Regions from separate parts of the Homo sapiens genome. Here region 1 is linked to region 2. The links are chromatin loops, found by intact Hi-C in ENCODE. Cell type or tissue: PC-3. All regions are shown on one strand. Each heading gives the region's core, and the rest is flanking DNA. Links, peaks and the distances in the headings are about the cores only. Region 1 overlaps ZNF385B (zinc finger protein 385B). Region 2 overlaps ZNF385B (zinc finger protein 385B).

The links. Peaks named below come from ENCODE experiments on the same cell type or tissue, not always from the same donor. Only the 100,000 strongest peaks of a DNase experiment are listed, where the experiment ranks them.
Region 1: it touches region 2 in a loop (2.6-fold over the local background); 1 of 110 quality-filtered maps calls a loop at or near these places.

The regions. Positions count from the first base shown.
Region 1 is chr2:179,684,298-179,691,710 of GRCh38, forward strand. The region is part of intron 3 of ZNF385B (zinc finger protein 385B); the gene reads right to left. Among named protein-coding and RNA genes, the nearest start is that of MIR1258, 170 kb to the right of the region's middle. In PC-3, for the core only: no CTCF peak of the experiment used is centred there; no DNase peak of the experiment used is centred there.
Region 2 is chr2:179,444,049-179,451,461 of GRCh38, forward strand. It overlaps ZNF385B (zinc finger protein 385B), which reads right to left. Exons shown (of 10, transcript NM_152520.6): 7 at 2,477-2,722; 8 at 1,502-1,680; 9 at 828-929. Among named protein-coding and RNA genes, the nearest start is that of SESTD1, 180 kb to the left of the region's middle. In PC-3, for the core only: a CTCF peak has its summit at 3,990; a DNase peak (open chromatin) is centred at 2,963; H3K27ac peaks cover 1,179 bases.

The DNA.
Region 1 (7,413 bases), core at 2,177-4,676, 240 kb after region 2:
ACAATCGGAGTGGTTTTCATTTTATCCTGTTGAGGTAAACAATTACATCTTCATTCTCTGGTTAGTAGCAAATAACAAGAAACACTATCTCCTAAAGAAAACAAGAAAGCCTTAGGTTACCTAAACTCACCTTCTAAACTTGTTTCACTTCAAAAAGGTAAAATAAAATATTCATGTGCTACCATTATGTGGTTTAACAAAGAGGAAGGCATTTCCTCTTACACATATTAATCCATGATTGTCCATAGGCTTATACCAAGTCAATAATTTACACTCACATCTACCTTATTTATGAATGAGGAAGGAAGAAAAAAATCATTATTGTGCAAATGATGCTTGTCAAGTGATATTAGAACCAACAAGTGAGACAACTAATCAATATTCCTAACATCGTGACATACCGAATCACACTTCCAACGTTCACTGGGACTTTGAACAGCAAACCCTACCTAGTTCATCCACAATAACCTATTTCCCCAAGGAATGTCCAAAGACACCCAAGGCAACCTACCCTCTCCGAGGATTTAGGAAACATACATGAACACTGAATGCAAGTTTACTTTCTGAGCTAAAATTTTAGGCACTTTAAGTGAAATAGCAATACTGAAAATAATATAACATCTTTTAAGATAATTCAAAGTGCTTAACTTATTTAAAATAATTATGTCTTAACGTTGTTAGATTTGTCTGTATTTTCCTAGTGCTCTTTAGAAAGGACAAAATACTCTGCCTTATACTATAATTTTCCCCTTGTCTATATCTAATTGAAGAGTTTTCTATCAAGAAACTTGAAAAATGGGTAATTACTGCTTTGGGGCCTTTCATCAACTATGAACTTGGGAATTAGAGTTTCTGGCCTTGCTTAATGAAAAGTGGCTGAATTAAATTTTCTTCATTTAACAAGTATCACTTTTTTTCTTTCGGTAAAAAGTTTCTTAGAGAGGCTCTCTTAATAGCCACTGGCAAAACCCATAACTCTACTACTGAAACAATGAGATCTATTTTCCAGATCATCAATCTTCATTCTCCAGACAGATACAATTGTTTGAAGTGTTGCAATTACATTATCCCTTGATGCTTCTTCAGCCTCCACATTTGACTGATTCCATAGTTAACAATTAAAAGGCCAAAGGAATTGAGGTTTAATTTTTATCTCTAATAATAAAAAGTTCATTGCATTGAATTTCTTGGTATCAGCATCACTGCCCTCCTAATTAAAAGTGCAATAGTTATATAATCATTAGGAAGGAGAAATGGAAGTCAATACCCATTCATGGACTATAGATGGAGTATAGTAACTGCTATCATCCTGACTGTACAGACAGCACAATTTTTTACTGCCTATTGATAAATGCTACATTTTAAGTGCCCAGCACAGGGCCTGACACAGAAAGTGCTAAAAAAAAAAATAAAAAAAGTCAGTTCCCACTTCTCATTTGCTAGGCTTAGCCTGTGTACCTACAACTTAATCACCCTCTGATGCTAAACATTACATGATTTTGAAGAGCAAACCATATTTAGCAAAGATAGGTCTGGTAGATTCCTAATAAAAAGTTGATAACCAGGATGGACTACACACACCATCACATATATGTTCCACATTAGCTGGCATCAAAGGCCAATAAGACCCAGTGTAAAGATGATATGGAAGGCTCTGACCTGGCTGCCTTCTATTAATTGGGAAGGGAGTGGAGACCACCTCCTCTCTATTTTCCCTTCTTCCCTTTCAGCACCACTGCTCCTTTCAGATACATGCTTTCTTTCATTTGCCCACTTGAATCAAGGGTCATAAAAAAACCTTCAGCTAACATGACAGGAAGAGTTTACAAATCCATTTATATAAACATATTTCCCTCCCTTTACTTGAGCACTAACCATCAGTTGTTCATGTTGCTGTGTCCCCTTTAACAGCTGTAGTGAGGGACAACCTCTCCATAGGTGCTGATTCCTTAGGCCTCTATATTATAAGCAGCCCCAGTGTCACTGAGCTGTGGTCTTTGGGCTGTTCTTAAAAACAACTGCCCCATATTGTGAGCTTCTGGAGCACTCCATGCTCTCTATATTCTAAGTGCTTGCCACAGTGCCTACGATGTTATAAAAATTCAATAAAATTGACATTGAAAAGAGACGTTAGCCTGGAAAGGGGAGGATTTACATTAGAAATTGGCTTGGGGAAAGGAAGGCTGAAGGAGATCTGGGTTCTACCATGTGCTCTTTTATACACTATGTCCCTGAGTCTCACTTCCTTCACCTGTAAAGTTAGGTGGTAGGACAGGCAGAAGGGTAAACAATGTGAATGACTGGTCGGCAGTTAGGACAATGTTTTGAGTTTATGATTTAGTATACCTTTCCATGATCCCAAAAGCATGGTTCCTTCAACCTCTTCGCTCCTAAAATCAGGAGAGAAAACCTGAATGCTCCATGAATCTTGTGAGAAATCAGCTAAAAAGTATTTCTATTTTAACACTAAAAATTATCTTAATCTACTAAAAACTGAATACCTTTCAACTAAAAAAATTGAAATTTTGTTTAGAAATACATATCTTAGAAAATTACCTGAACTCTACAGCACAGTTCATCTGTGGGCTCCTGAGATTTATTTCACAACTTTTGTGTGTGTGTCAATTCTCTCGAGGTAACTGACTAGCCTAGCCAAAATTTGTACTGTTTTTTTTTTTTTCAAAATATCTTCATATTTTATTCACTTCAGAATTAGTAGGCTAATTTCAGTGTCATGACTCATCTTCCACAAAATTATCACAGCCATATTTTCAACTGAATGCAGTATACTTCCTTACCTTCTACTCTGATATTATTTGGTGTGACTAAGAGCTGTCAAGAATACCCATGGGTGCTTGAGTGCAGTCCAGCACAAAACAGGAGCCAATCATGGAGGAAATGATCCACACAACTGGGAAACTCTCCAGGGGGAAGACGACTATTACTAGATGATCTTTAAAGGAATATTGTGAATCTTCAACCTCTTCCAAATCTGAGAATGGGCTAACTGATAAACATCAACTTGAGGAATCTACATTTTGTAATTTTTCTTCTAGTTCCAGGTCCACAGACTCATCTGCTATTTCTGATTCTCTTCATTCACATTATAAACTCCAAATTTCTCTATTTCAATTATGGGCATGGACTTTGTTGTATGACTAACTGGCTTGCATTACTTCAAGCTATAGCTCAGTAGGACCTACCACACTGATTTTTTCTCACCTCTTAAAAATATCCCCCAACCCCAGTGAATTATCTAGAATTATCCAGGGGATGAAAAAGGAGCTACTATATTATCCCTATGTTCCTAGTATGTAATATCATAAAGCGGGTATCATGGGAACATTGAGCAGTGATTTGGAGTCAGATCTGGAGTAAGATAGGCCTTAGTTCAAGTTGTGGCTCTGAAGCACACCATCTGTGTGGCCAACAAAGTGTCAAAATTTTTCCATACCTTAGTATCTTCATGCATAAAATAGTAGTAACAATACTACTACCTCATGGGGTTTATGTGAAAATTTAAAATGAAACATGCATGATAGCACAGGACTAGTGAAAGTATTTGTTCAATTACTAGAAGCTACTATATTGCTATTATTCATGAAAATGGCACATACTGGAGTCATAATTAGTTCAAATCATGGCTCTGTATTTCAACTTCTTCATTTATAAGCTGGAGATAGTACCATCTACCCCATAGATTTGGTTTGAACATTAGGGTGGTCTTTCTAATCCTCTAGCTACAAACTGGGACTCTGACTCTGCCAGCTCAGTTTCTGTCCCTTTTCTACCCTCAAGGAGGGTTTTGTTGCCTGGCAAGTTCTCCAGGACTTCTGTGGTCTAGAAATGAAAGAAAGAGGGAAGAGTAGAAAGAAAGCAGGTATATGAGTTAGAGGTGGGGAAGGGGCTTGGGGACAATTAGAGAAAAGATGCCTAAGGATTTAAGGGATGTACACAGAAGTTTAGGGAAGTACAAAGTTTGGAGTGGGGGGTTATGGATCCTTTTCAGAATATTCAAGGAAAGTAAGTAAAAACCTTTATTTTTAAAAAGAGCTTCCAGGAGCAGTAGTGCCCATCTGAAATCCCAGCTACTTGGGAGGCTGAGGCGAGAGGATCTCTTGAGCCCAGAAGTTCAAGACCAGCCTGGGCAACAAAGTGAGACCACCCCACAACCCCACCCTGTCCCCCTGCAAAACAACAACAACAACAACAACAACAACAAAAACAGAAAGAAAGAAGAAAGACAAGCCTTTCATTGTTGAACTATCTCCTTTGAGTGCCAATGCTCTGAGGCTGTGCCAAATGTGTCCTGGATACTACTGGGCAATAAGTTAAAGGCAGAGGGACTTCCACTGTTCCTGGGACAGAAATGTCACAGGACACTTAATATCGACCCTCTAGCATTTTTTGAGGATACAATACATTGTTATTAATTATAGTTACCATGTTGTACAATAGATCTCTTGAATGTACTCCTCCTCTGTAACTGAAATTTTGTATACTTTGACCAACATCTTCCCAACCCCTACCAATTGCCCTAGACCCTGGTAACCATGATAAATACATACAATTTTATCGTCAATTATTTAAAAAGACTAGGTTTTAAAAATATATTATCATTCTGAATTCTTGCATTTATTGTAACAATCAACCTAAAGAAATATGTTGAATATTTGTATGGGAAGAGAACTCTTCCTGGGCTTTTGGTGATGAGCAGAAGTGTATGACATTGCCTCTAACCGCAGTGAGATCTATATTTAGAGGATGATGTGTCAATAATACTTCAGTGCATAATAAAATAAATGTAGTTTTAAAATGAAATGTAGGAAATCAGGACTGCCATGGAGACAGAGTCTACTTAATTTCCTAGGAGTGTGGCTATTGGAGGGAAACACCTTTAGGACTCTAACACTCTAGGGTATGCTGAGGCAGATAAACAGTCTGCCAATGGTTATGACAAGGAAGAAAAGCTTTACGGGTAAAAGCCGAGAACCAAGGAATTAGGTGATGGTGGAGGGGGCTCCTAGTGAGAACTGCCACAGCATATGCATATGCATCTCTGCATGGACTTAAGAACAGAGTTGGAAAGAACCTGAAGCTTTGTGGACACTCAGTCCAGTATTGGGCTAACATCACTTAAGTGAAGGACAGAGCACTAATGGCCCTCGTGCAGAGCAGCGCATGGAGGGACAACTGCAGGAGAGAGAACTTGGGAGAGAAAAGGAAGGGAACATGGAAAACAAGAGTGTAGGAGAAAGGAAGGTAAGCTTATTGGTCTACAGGACCATGGCAGTGAAGCTCTATGCAATGGATATTTTCCATTTGCCCTTCTAGATCGAATATTCCCCATTCCTCACCCTGCACTGTGCCCAGGAGACTGACTACATCAGTGCCTCCTTTCTGCTCTGGTTTCTCATTGAGTTCCATTAATGTTAGCCACCAGCAAAAGACAAGACTACATGAAGAAGAGCGTGAGGGCAGGGGCATGTGTGTGTGTGTGTGTGTGTGTGTGTGTGTGTGTGTGTGTGTTTATTTGTTTTTATCCCAGACTTTGGTTCTACACTTTCCTGATGTCAATGAATTAGCTGTATCCTTTCCTGGAAGACAGCAGCTCCTTACCTGTTGGTTTTCTCTCTCCTATAGCTAAAGCTCTCTTTGTCTTCTAGTAACGTCAGAGTCTAGGAACAATAATTGATTCCAGCATTGCTAGTCTCTGGTTCTTCACTCTTCCATTGGTTCTCCTAACTCTGCCCATACCTTAGAAAATATTAACTTCATTAAACTCTCTTCAATTACTCTATTTGAATATACCATCTGTTGCTTGCCCAGGCACCAGCTGATAGACCCAGGTAAGATGATAACGGCACAATGAGAAAATGCAGAGGGAGTGTGTCGCCTTCCTAGAGATGACAGAGGGGAAAAAAAAGAGAGAGAACTGAGATACTGGACTGATGACCTTGGGTTAGAGGATGCTTATTATCTTCATGTGAACTCGGAGCTAGCTTCACGGAAAAGTGATCTAATTGTACAGTAGTCCCTCAGTATAAATAGGGGATTGCTTCCAGGACCATTCACGTCTGTGCATACTCAAGTCTCACAGTTGGCCCTGCAGAACTTGTATATAAGGAAAGTTGGTCCTCCTCATATGCAGGTTTTATATCCCATTAATACTGTATTTTGATCTGCATTTGGTTGGAAAAAGCCATGTATAAGTGGACTATGCAGTTCAAAATCATGCTGTTCAAGGGCCAATTGTAATTGTGTTCAATTGCTGATTTTTTAAAAATAAGGCAATATTTTGCAGGACTGTATTATTCTAAGAATTAGTTGATATGCAGTGTTGTAGCATAGAAAGAAACTTAGGGTCAAATTCCATTTTCACCACTTACTATGTCAAGTCACTTCATTTTTCTATGCCTCAGTTTTCTCATCTGAAATATGGGGTCACACCTTCTTCGCAGGAGTCTTATGAAATTAAATGAAATCATGCTTGCTCACAGTAAATCCTTAACAAATGACAGTTGTAATTATTCGTGCACTTCACCAAATCCTTTTCTGCCACAAGTCTCAGTTTAAGAATTCTTACAAGATTATGGTTTTATCAAAGGTGCTTGAATCTGGGTGCACTCGATCAGTTTCCTGAACACTGATTTAGATCTAGAGGAAGGTGAAGATGACTCTGATCTACTCCATCTGCACCTACCTTGCTGGCAGGGAGGCAGTGACAAGGCTCCAGCTATCAGCACCTCTGTCATGTTTCCCTTTGGTGAAAAATGAGTTCTGAACTGTTTTGTTTTTTCTTTTTAGAAATACATCCCAAATCACATTGATTTGTGCTATATGCCACATCTTAAATCCTTAGGTTATTAATCAATTAAAGTCCTAAGAATTAATCTTGTAATTCTAATAAACTAGTCATCCAGAACTTTCAAACCCTATGAAAACGAACTCAAAAGTTCATTTTCAAAATCTATCCTTTGTATCATTTATGTTACAGTGAACATTCTTGAGAAGTTCACCCAAGATCTGCTCTGATAAAAAAAATGAAATATGAGCCCCAGAGAATATTCTTTAAGAAGAAATATCTAAATGTCAGTTCTGTTGTTTATTATGTTAAGCATCCTGCATGCCACAATATTTTAACCATTACCATTTCACTGTCTCATTCAATAAATATTTACCAAATGCTATGAGTGATCTAGATACTGGAGAAACTCCGAGGAACAAAAACACACAGAACCTCACATCCTGATGAAAGTTGTATCCTAAATACAAGGTGAATAGCAGCTCAAGAAATTTATTTTCCTCATCGCATATCTCTACTTACTAAAAAGTACTGAAGTTTCAATGAGTCTAGTATTGCCAGGTAAAATATAGGATGTCCAACTAAATGTGAATTTCAGAGCAAAAACA
Region 2 (7,413 bases), core at 2,559-5,058:
ACTCTCTATTTAACGGAATGCCAGGATGGAATCCTCCTGTGAAGAAATCAATCCTTAATTTCTCTCTCTTGCAATCAGGAGGAGCATTGCAAGCTGGATTTGCTTAATGCAGGTAACACCTGCTTGCAGCATCAGACAGAGGCTTTGGAGAAGCTGGAAGGTAATCTCAGAATTGCCTCCAGCTGGACAAGCTCAGCTTCATCCTCAGACTGAACACTGCACTGGGCCCAGTCCCAGGGAGATTGTGAAATCTATCCATCTTGGTATTTATATGACACTTATTGCTGGAGTCCCTAGGTGTTTTTGCAAAGACACTGAAAATAGCACATATTGAGAGCAGATAAAACAGGCTAATTACCAACATGCCTGCTAGAATGGAGAGAGCACACGATACAGACACCGCTTTACCTTCTCATGCCAAATAATAATAATAATAAAAAACAGAAAGCATGAGGATATTAAATTAAATGGATGGATTTTTGTTTTATGAAAGAAATCCCTCTTTCCAGGTTCAGCATTCCAGGATTCCTTAGGCATCACTTGTCCTTGTTCTTGAGCCTTTACTTTATATGCTAAAGAGGATAGTCTTTTGAAAACAACTTGGTAAAGAGTAAAATATTAGCTCTTAAAGAGGTTCAGTTTCTGTTTTCTAAGTAAGTTGCCCTATAGCAGGAACTAAGCAGTTCATTCTAAAACTTCTGTCTATGAGGGCTATTTAAATTTGAAACCTTTCATGACATTAGACTCTATGCCCTCCTTGCCCACAATGGCTGCCCAACCCAGCAAGGCTGCCCCACAAAACAGGTGAGCAGGTGAGGTAAACTTACTGCTAGAATACTCGGGCTCCGCTGGAGTTTGTTGTAAGGGCTGTATTTTGGCTTCAGTGGTTTCCCTGCAACTCGATCTTTATGCCTTCGGCTAGAAATGTGCTGAAAAAGTTTGATGCATTAGCTGGACTGAAATGTGAGTCTTATTCCATGTAAAACGTATTTCTAGGTAGCTATTTTCTCCATTGCCAACTCTAGGTCCATAGTTCCACGATGGTGTGGGTAAAATCATTATGATTTCTAAATTAAGACTTAGTCCTCCCTCAATTGTAATGCCCCTCTGTCCCCCTCCTGTTCTCTATAGCCCTTATCAGATTTTGCCTGGTATTACCACTGTTACTGATGAGTCTCTCTAATCAGATTTTGAGCCTTTGGAAGATAGGCTTAACATCTTACCTTACCAGAAGCTCCTGCTCAACTGTAGGCTCCAGTGACTACTGTTCCTATCTCTCCAACATCTAGCCTGGAACCTGACATATAGTAACAGTAGATGCTCAAATATTTCATACTGACTTTTTCTTCCATGTTAGCACCTATATGTTGCATATTGTCTGCATCCTACAAAAGTTAGTCAACTTAACTGTGAGCACAGTAAAAACCATTCTATAGATGAGAAGATACACAGTCAAGTGGTGACCTAAAACAATAATGTTTACTAATTCAGGATACGTTACCTGTTTGAGTTGAATTTCTGAATTAACATGAACATCACAGATTTCACAATGAAATGTCTTGTTCTGTAGTCCTGACCCCTTACTGCCATTCTGCATCTTTAATCTTGATCCAGGTCTAGGATAGGATTTAATTGGACCAGCCCCATTACGAGCTTCAACCATGGTCTTGTGTTTAGATCCTAAGACAGAAAGAGACACATATTAAATAGCTATCCAAGAATTATATAAAGCTCTTTGTTTTCTTATCCTTGAGAAGTTTACCTGCAGGCTAAAATTCCCAATGCTTTTTTAAAAATGATCACTTTAATGCTGATTTTAAATTTAACACGTTATTGTAAAAAATGGAAAAATGTAAGCGTATATAATAAAGAAAATATACAGAAACATAAGGAAATAAAGATGACTCATATTTTCACTACTCAGAGGTAACCACTATTATCATTCTAGGGTATTTCTTGTCAGTTTCTTTTTTTTAATGTACTAAAAACAGTTTTCATAATGGGGATCATACTAATTAAATATCCTGAAAATTTCACATAGCAAATCATGTACATATTTTCTGATCATTATGTTTTAATGGCTGATTAACATGTATCATATTGGGTTACTATATTCAGTATTTCCCTACTGGTGGGCTTTAGGTTGTTTCCATTTTTTTCTCTTTTAAGTGTATTGCAGTGAACACTGTGCATAAATATTTATCTTCATCTTTGTCACTTCATCAAAATGAGTTTTGGACAGTATTAGATGTTTTTAAGAAAATAAAGAATAGAACAAGTTTGATCTCCAAACTGCTTTTGTCTTGCTAGTTCCAAAGTCATATGATCATACTTTTCTAAAATCACTCCTTTGAATCAAAAAAGTAGAGAAGCATGGAACAAACCTAAGGTCTGAACAACAAAAGATATGGTATTCTGATGGGAAAAGTTGGGTTTTGTTATAAACATTATTTAAATGCAAAAGATAGCTGCTAACCTGTGTTGTGTGCCTCTAGCTGTGACAGGGAGTTCACAGCCACTTTGCATAGTGAACAATAAAGTAATTTTTTGGCTTTTTCTTCTTCTGATTCAACAACAGTACCGGGAGCTCCATTTGTGCTCTTGGAGGGAGAAGTGGCTGCTCCAGGTGGCAGGGGTGTTGTGCCAGATTTGAGGAGAAATGAGCCACTTTCAGAGCTTGATGGCTGACTGGAACTGCTGGCTTTTAACTTCCCTTTATCTTCTAAGAGAAACACAGAGAGATCTTATTGAAGCCTCATATATCATATAAACAAAGATAAATCACCATAGATGAATTAAAAATAGAAATTTGATTCTTATGTGAAGTTTTTATTGCAGCATAGATTTCAGTTTATAGAGGTTAAATCAACCTCTATGTTTAAATCAAACAGAACACTATGCCATCAGTTTCCATATTAGGTCATCCCAAGATAAGGATGACTTATGAAAAATGACTTTGTTCTCCCAGTTGGAGCAGGTAACTTTCTGTCTGAAATCCTTGAGTCATAAATTACTCTACAAGGAAATATTTATTATTAAACAAAACCACCTTCCCTCTGATACAATTACATGATATGAAGGTAACATGAAAGAAGCCATTAGGCCATGTTAGTTTCATTTGACTACTTATGTTTAATTATGACAGAGATAAGTTAAACTTAATTTTTATACCAAGTTAAAATTTTAACTGTGGATTGTGGGATAGAAGAAACATGGTTAATTTTGATTATGATTAGTTAAGTTTTTGCTGCTCTGTGGATGGCAATGCAATTTATCCAAAATATAAGAGACCAAGCTTCCATTCATTATCTTTATTAATTACCACCAGTCTAAATCAAAAGTTTTAAATAATGACATTAACCATAAGCACAATATGAAGATTAGCCAAGTCATTTAAAGACATTTTGGCAGTTTGATCATGTAGCTATTAAATGCTTATAATCCTCAAGGCCCATGTGCAGGCTATGAGAGTTAGAGTGACTTTAACAGAATCTAACTCATTGAAGTTCATTTGCTATTCAAGACAGGCTCTGTTCAGTGACTCCTTTGGGAAACAAACTGGGGCTTTGTAAGCAACAGCAAAATCCATCACACATTTAATCCTAGTAGAGCTGGTACTCTTAGAAAATGTCTATAGATATGCTGATTAACTCTCATAAAGAGAGAAAGGGAATTAAATCTGAGAATATATTTGCTAATTGCCTTAGCTAATTTGGAATTGTATACCATTGGCCTAGAAGACTAAGAGGGAAGGAGAGACTAGGCAACAGCAATGTGGTGTGTGTTTCTGTGTGTATGTTACAAGGTTCTGTATATGGGTAAACCTAAGCTTTTAGAACACATTGCAAATGATGGGAGATCATATTTCTACTAAAATATTACATAAAGAAAAGCCAAATTGATTTAGGAATCAGCAGTTGATTTCCATCCTTTTTTTTTTTTTTGAGTTGGATCCATTCAGGTTGAGACTAGACACAGCTAGAGGGTGCTATGGAGGGATTCCAAATCTGGGTTTACTTAGAATAAATGAATACTGAGATTCTTTTTTATTCTTAGGTTGCACATTCCATATTCCCTTTCAGTGACTGTACTAAAACTTCAGGATGACAAAAAATATGATGGAAAAGCTCTTAGACTTTTATTAAACTGACCTGTATAGTGTGAGAGAAGGACATAAAATGATTCTTCCTAATTGGTAATAGTCAGCAAATTAGATTGGATAATATTTTAGGCCTGGAACCCTCTCATCTATAAGGATCCCTCAGATTGAATTTGCAATCTTACAGAACTCATAAAGCAGCAAAATAATTCAGTAATCTTAATATTTGGAATTACTCAGTTTCTTGCGATGAAAATTAAAGTTATTACATACTAAAATCTTTCCTTGCTTCAAGCATTTCATATGAATTTGATCTAAAAGAATCTGATCTGTTTCAGCCATTGACAGCATTCTCTCATATTACTAATAATGTCCCTTATACTAATGTCCCTCATAAACCCTTAAATTTATATAGAACTTTACAGTTTACAAAGTGCTATCACTTACATTGTCTTATTAGCTCTCACAGAAAACTTGTGAAATAGGTAAGGCTCAAAATGATTATTCCTATCTTAAAGATGAGGAAACTGAGCCTTTTCAAAATTAAATAATGTCCCACAGATTAGTAAGTGGCATAAATGAGCATGATGTTTTCTCTAACTGATCAGTCTGTGGTACACTAATATTTCAGCACAAAAGGAGGACTTAATATATCACTAGTGATATAAAAGTACACAACAGTCACCCTAGATGTGAAATAGCAGTTGCTTTGTTTTACAATTGTAGGTTAGTTTTTAAAGTATATTTATTTGGCGTAAGTGAAAATATCTATCCTGCTCAACAATCATTTGATTTAGGTTATATTGAGAACATGTATAAAATTATATATTTTCTCTATGTTCCTATTTCTTTAAGAAAAAGATTTCCTTTTCATATCTTGTTTTCAAAGGGGTAATTTATGAATTAACAAGTACATATTAACAATATGTTAATTGCTGACAATGTGCTAGACACTAAAGAGAATAGTAAATAAAGTAAGTATGGACTATAAGAAAATTACAGCATAGCAGGAGGAAATGAGACAGTCATTCAAAGATCTCTAATTTACAACAGAAACTGGTAAGAGGCGTGAGAGCATAGAGCAGAAAATGATTACTTCCGCTTGGGAAGAATGAGACATTTTTCATTAAAGAAGTGACATTTTTAAGGTTTCGAAGGTCAGATTTGGATAAGCATAGAATAGGGTTGAAAATGAGTGAGAAGGCCATCGTCTCAGCCCAAAATCTCCTTAAGCTGATAGGTAACTTCAGCAAAGTCTCAGGATACAAAATCAATGTGCAAAAATCACAAGCATTCTTATACACCAATAACAGACAAACAGAGAGCCAAATCATTAGTGAACTCCCATTCACAATTGCTTCAAAGAGAATAAAATACCTAGGAATCCAACTTACAAGGGACATGAAGGACCTCTTCAAGGAGAACTAGAAACCACTGCTCAATGAAATAAAAGAGGATACAAACAAATGGAAGAACATTCCATGCTCATGGGTAGGAAGAATCAATATCGTGAAAATGGCCATACTGCCCAAGGTAATTTATAGATTCAATGCCATCCCCATCGAGCTACCAATGACTTTCTTCACAGAATTGGAAAATACTACTTTAAAGTTCACATGGAACCAAAAAAGAGCCCGCATCGCCAAGTCAATCCTAAGCCAAAAGAACAAAGCTGGAGGCATCATGCTACCTGACTTCAAACTATACCACAAGGCTACAGTAACCAAAACAGCATGGTACTGGTACCAAAACAGAGATATAGACCAATGGAACAGAACAGAGCCCTCAGAAATAATGCCGCATATCTACAACCATCTGATCTTTGACAAACCTGACAAAAACAAGAAATGGGGAAATGATTCCCTATTTAATAAATGGTGCTGGGAAAACTGGCTAGCCATATGTAGAAAGCTGAAACTGGATCCCTTCCTTACACCTTATACAAAAATTAATTCAAGATGGATTAAAGACTTAAATGTTAGACCTAAAACCATAAAAACCCTAGAAGAAAACCTAGGCAATACCATTCAGGACATAGGCATGGGCAAGGACTTCATGTCTAAAACACCAAAAGCAATGGCAACAAAAGCCAAAATTGACAAATGGGATCTAATTAAACTCAAGAGCTTCTGCACAGCAAAAGAAACTACCATCAGAGCGAACAGGCAACCTACAGAATGGGAGAAAATATTTGCAACCTACTCATCTGACAAAGGGCTAATATCCAGAATCTACAACGAACTCCAACAAATTTACAAAAAAACAAACAACCCCATCAAAAAGTGGGCGAAGGATATGAACAGACACTTCTCAAAAGAAGACATTTATACAGCCAAAAGACAAATGAAAAAATGCTCATCATCACTGGCCATCAGAGAAATGCAAATCAAAACCACAGTGAGATACCATCTCACACCAGTTAGAATGGCGATCATTAAAAAGTCAGGAAACAACAGGTGCTGGAGAGGATGTGGAGAAATAGGAACACTTTTACACTGTTGGTGGGACTGTAAACTAGTTCAACCATTGTGGAAGTCAGTGTGGCGATTCCTCAGGGATCTAGAACTAGAAATACCATTTGACCCAGCCATCCTATTACTGGGTATATACCCAAAGGATTATAAATCATGCTGCTATAAAGACATATGCACATGTATGTTTATTGTGGCACTATTCACAATAGCAAAGACTTGGAACCAACCTAAATGTCCAACAATGATAGACTGGATTAAGAAAATGTGGCACATATACACCATGGAATACTATGCAGCCATAAAAAGTGATGAGTTCATGTCCTTTGCAGGGACATGGATGAAGCTGGAAACCATCATTCTCAGCAAACTATCGCAAGGACAAAAAACCAAACACCACATGTTCTCACTCATAGGTGGGAATTGAACAATGATAACACATGGACACAGGAAGGGGAACATCACACACTGGGGACTGTTGTGAGGTGGGGGGAGGGGGGAGGGATAGCATTAGGAGATATACCTAATGTTAAATGACGAGTTAGTGGGTTCAGCACACCAACATGGCACATGTATACATATGTAACTAACCTGCACGTTGTGCACATGTACCCTAAAACTTAAAGTATAATTAAAAAAAAAAAAAAAGAAAGAAAATGAGTGGGAAGAAAATGAGTGGGAAGTGAATGGTTGGAAGCAGAAACATAAGGAAATACCTAGGTATTAGAAATCTTGGGGTTTTCTTGGTGAATACCTGGTAGTTGAGCATAGAGCTGGCAACAAGTGTAATGGGAGATATTATTATAGATGTCAATTGAGCCAGAAGGCAGAGAATATCTTAAA